2 separate regions of the Homo sapiens genome follow, and region 1 is linked to region 2. A link is an interaction called in ENCODE POLR2A ChIA-PET data of the cell type or tissue named here. Cell type or tissue: Caco-2. All regions are shown on one strand.

The links. Peaks named below come from ENCODE experiments on the same cell type or tissue, not always from the same donor. Only the 100,000 strongest peaks of a DNase experiment are listed, where the experiment ranks them.
Region 1: POLR2A ChIA-PET joins it to region 2 with 6 read pairs; 3 of 35 experiments call an interaction of 5 or more read pairs at or near these places.

Annotation. Positions count from the first base shown.
Region 1 is chr12:27,419,978-27,422,477 of GRCh38, forward strand. BMAL2 (basic helix-loop-helix ARNT like 2) reads left to right here. Exons shown (of 17, transcript NM_020183.6): 17 at 419-2,500. The coding sequence ends at 555. All of the region lies in intron 1 of BMAL2-AS1 (BMAL2 antisense RNA 1), which reads right to left. Among named protein-coding and RNA genes, the nearest start is that of BMAL2-AS1, 25 kb to the right of the region's middle. In Caco-2, no CTCF peak of the experiment used is centred here; no DNase peak of the experiment used is centred here.
Region 2 is chr12:27,276,785-27,279,284 of GRCh38, forward strand. The region is part of intron 1 of STK38L (serine/threonine kinase 38 like); the gene reads left to right. Among named protein-coding and RNA genes, the nearest start is that of STK38L, 34 kb to the left of the region's middle. RefSeq lists an enhancer at 1,321-1,370. In Caco-2, no CTCF peak of the experiment used is centred here; a DNase peak (open chromatin) is centred at 1,197.

The DNA of each region.
Region 1 (2,500 bases), 140 kb after region 2:
TCATAAGCAGATTAAATTTTCTCCTTCCAGGGTTTGCGCGTGCACACACACACACACACACACACACACACAAACATACACTAAATTTCCTAGCTTCCTTCCAGCTCTCTGAGAGTCTGTACCCTTTAGCAGTGTAATTTCCTATTAGAAAACTCATAGACTAGCTTACTTCTCTGTAGCAGATGAATTAGGTGCAATTTATCTGACAGAAGATTGTTATAAAACTAGGTAACCCATTTAAAAATACATCAGCCATCTGCAGCTTAAGATATATACTTTGCCTTCAAAAATACATTTTATGGTTTTCTAGCCTTGCTTTGCCATTTTTTATCACAATCATTTTTTAACCTCAAAATGTGTGAAATGTATGACTTTACTGATCACCTTTACTTACACAGGCCTGTATTTTAATTCATAGGTGATGGTGCACAGTTGGATTTCGATGCCCTATGTGACAATGATGACACAGCCATGGCTGCATTTATGAATTACTTAGAAGCAGAGGGGGGCCTGGGAGACCCTGGGGACTTCAGTGACATCCAGTGGACCCTCTAGCCTTTGATTTTTAACTCCAAAAATGAGAAACATTTTAAAGCATTTCATTTACGAAAAACTGTCTCAACTATTCTTAAGTACTGTATTGATATTGTTTGTATCTTTTATTAATGTTCTACCACTTTTTATAGATTTGCATCTTCCTGTCACAGGGATGTGGGGAAATACGTTTTCCTCCCAAGAGAACCAAGTTTATTATAGACTCCTTTATTCAGTGAAATGGCTTATAATCCACTAGTTGCCATATTTTTGCTAAAATATTTCTAACCAAGAATACTACTTACATATTGTTTTGGCTTTGTTTTATTTTTGATGCAGTTTTTTTTAGTTGAGGTAATGTAATATATTGATGTTTTCCTTTGTGTCTAAGATTCATTTATAATAGTAGGTTTGTATAATTTGGAACATTTTCCATTCCTTGCGAATTTCCTTAATTGAGGATAGGGCTTACACACTTTAAGAAAACAGTGAGTACTTGAACATTTAAAGGGACAGTGCAATTTATAGTCATAATCACATTGAATACTGTATTTGATCTTTGGAGACTTAGGCAAGCACAGAGCTGGGATATTTATGCTCAGTTGAGCACTTTAAGATGAATTTTAAGTGAGATGATTTCTTGCTTAAAACTCAGAAAGTCAAAAGAGTTTCAGCTTTCCTTACAGAAAAGGAAGGATCTTGGGCCCTAGATCTTGGGGATTAACCTCTGCATATAAGATTTACTCTTAATAGGCCAGACGTGGTGGCTCACGCCTGTAATCCCAGTACTTTGGGAGGCTGAGACGGGCAGATCACTTGAGGTCAGGAGTTCAAGACCAGCCTGGCCAATATGGTGAAACCCCGTTTCTACTAAAAATACAAAAAAAATTACCCAGGCACTCACTCTTGAGGTAACTAACCAACTCCCACGATAATGACAGTCCATTCATGAGCGCAAAGGCCTCATGACCTAATGGCACACACCTGTAATCCCAACTGCTTGGGAGGCTGAGGCGAGAGGATTGCTTGAACCTGGGAGGCAGAGGTTGCAGTGAGCCGAGATCGCACCACTGCACTCCAGTCTGGGCAACAGAGTGAGACTTCATCTCAAAAAAAGTAAAAAAAAAGATTTAATATAATCACTGAAGATCTCTATTATAGATAGATTAGGTTTTTGACATTGGAAACATACTTAGGGATAGATTTGTCCTAAAGGAAAAAAGTAGGCCCGGGCAGATTAAATGTCTTGTGTAAAGTCACACATTAAATTCAGTCACACATTAAATTCATAGAGTTTTAAATGTTTAATGTATATAAACCAGTTTCTTTATACACATTTGGGAAAACATTGGTCTCACAGATTAAATGATTAACTAACTGACCCAGGAACTAGTTGTAGCTTTCTAAGTAATTAGGCAATTACAGTTATTGCCTGTAACCAAAGGTAATAAAACAAAATGACAAGTACATGTTTAAAATTATGAGGCAATGAGAAATAATTTAAAAACCAATTTTCTAGTTATAATTTAAAATTTGGAGAGCATTTTTAACAGTAATTAATCCAGAGGTGGCTCAAATTGAGTATAAGAATTAAGATTATTTAAAATACTGCATGTCTACCTTCTCGGGGATCATACTTTATAACACTTTCTGCTTCAGTAGCTCTTCATAGCTTGCCAAGTATGCTCCCATATTTTCTCTCTCGTGCCTCGCAAATGAAAGTCAGATAGGCTGGGAACTCATGGGGCAGCCCTCAGACTTCAATGTGGGCTTCAAATCCAGTTTCCTGTTCTATATGGTGCTACATCTTTCCAGAAAATTTCCCTCAGAGCCCCTCGCCAAAACAAAGCATTATTTTGACCCTGCATGCTATTTCTTTAGCTGTAGGTGATAGATTAGAACTTCTGTCAGACATGTTAATGACAAACATACCAACAGACAATAACCAAAAGCAAATGTTTCCTTC
Region 2 (2,500 bases):
CAAGGAACATTCATGTGTCTACTGCATATCTTTACCAAGTCTCTCCCTGTTACCTCAGATTTTCTTTAAGTGACAGAACATTGCAGGTAGAGTGAAGATGCCTTGGTAATCCTTCCCTTTCCTCTCTCCCAGAAATGACCATTATCCTGGATTTCGATTTATTGTTTTAAAGCATGTATAACCTTACATTGAATAGTGTCTTGCCTTTTATAAAGCATTTTACCTCTTTCGTTTGATCTTCACAACTCTTGAAGTATTTACTTCACTTCTAAATATGTATAACCCACCAAATTATCCCAATTTCACTTAATACAAAGCTATAAAGTATGAAGTGAATTAGTGTTTCATGATTTACAGTGTATCATCTCATTAGAAATAGAGTCCTGAGGCATGTGTGTGAAAACTTCACACCCCGCTTTGTTCCTCGATTTAATTTAAAGTACGAGTAATTACTCGTACTTTTAAAAGTATAAAGTATAAAGCACTTTGGGAAGCTGAGGTGGTAGCATCTCTTGAGCCTAGGGCTTTGAGACCAGCCTGGGTAATAGAGCAAGACCTCCATCTCAAAAAACACACACACACACAGCAGTAGGAGAACTGGAAGGAACCACACACACACACACACACACACACACACAGCAGTAGGAGGACTCGAAGGAACCTCAAAGGGTTAAATAGTCTTTAACTCCCTGATTTTAGTGAAACCGCCTTAAAACCAACTCAAAGGTAAGTTTTCTGTTCATTTCAAAGGACATAATTGAGGAAGGAAGAGCTGTCTACCCTGAGTAATGTTTTCTGGAATGACAAATGAGTAAAGAAATCATGGAGATATCTTATCTCATAATTCTTTAAAAATTAAATAACCATGGAGTTTGCATATAATTTTAAAAATTTAAAGCAAATTCCCACTCCAGTTCCTCCTGACCAATTTTTCCAGCTATTTGAGCAGTATTTTTTGCTCCTTGGAAGGGGATATAGTGCTTATCCTGTTTATTCAAGTAAAATTTAAAAAAAAGATAAAACTTTCTCCCCTTAAAAAAAAAAGTCTAGAGCTGGTAAAAATTTCTGACTCAGTAATTTTGGAAAGAATTGCCTCTTTCCACAAATAGATGAGCTTACATACTAGGTCTTCCAAGTGGACTAGTAAATTTCCGTGATGTCAGGAAACTGGGTGGAGTTTTTATGGATGCAAGTCCAGTGGAGGAGGGACTTTTCAGGTCATGTATAAGGAGAGTAGGATCAGATTCTGGTTTTGAATAACCTATAAGCCACAAAGCATGGGGATTTCCCATTGGGTTAATCTAGTGCTGGCCACAGTTTAGGCATATGATCTAGAGTAGCTGCTGCAATTAAGAGATGCTTGCTTATGGGATCTTTGCCCTTTTATTGGAAGGCTGTAAGTGTAGCCCAGCCTTGATTTATAAACCAACTTGACATAATCACTATTTCTTTTCACACAGACTTCTGAATAGCTGTCACTAAATTTTGATTACCACCAGGCATTTAGTTAAGCTAGAGCTGAACTATTTGATCTGTTAGTTTTTATTGGGCACTGCAGCCCACACTGATCTTCCCCTGTTCTAAAGCCCTGCTTGTATCAGAAAGGTCCACCCAGGCTAATTGTTTATATGCTAATTGTTTATATGGGTTAGTCTTAACTCTTTTTTCGACAATTTTATAGGATCTTAGCATGCTCATATCATGTCTCCTACTATTTGGGTCTCTTCCTACTGTCATATTGCTTGGTACATTGATAGGTGCTAGTACCTAAAGCCTTACCTAAAGCCGATGAAACTGTTAGCTTAGTTGGCTTCTTCCAGGTTTGTCTTTATTTGGTCACCCTGAAAGCCTAAGTGTCTTGCAAATACTATCTACTAGGTTTGTTGAATATCTCATTTTGTTTTCTATAATCAATAACAATGTAAGCTTGGATGCAATTTTTTAAAAGTACTTTAAAAACCTTAACTCTCAGTTTGGATACTTGTCCCCTAGCTGACAGAAATACCTTGGCAAAGTAGCTAAAGTCAGCCCTGAAGCTGAAATCAGCTGAGGCTGGATAGTTTAAATCATGCTTTTCCTCTTCTCAAAAGATGATAGGGACCAAATCAAAATCTCAACAGTAATTTAAATTGAACTTTCCAAGTAGATTTCTAGAATTCATATGAAAAAGTATAATAATTTGGAGGATAAAAAAGGAAAAAGAGTAGGGGCCTGCCCAAATAGATGTCAAAATACAGACAGTCCCTGACTTATGAATTTTCAACTTTAGGTTGGGTTTATTGGGATATAAGACCATCGAGGAGGTCATTATGATTTCTACTGAATGTGCCTCATTTTCGGACCATCATAAAGTGGAAAAATTGTAAGTTGGGGAATGTCTGCTCTGCTGCCACTATTAAATGCACTTTCGACTTAGTGATGTTTTCAAATTAGGATTGGTTTATTGGGATGTAGCCCCATTGAAAGTCAAGGAGCATCTTTTTATTATAGAGCTGTGAAA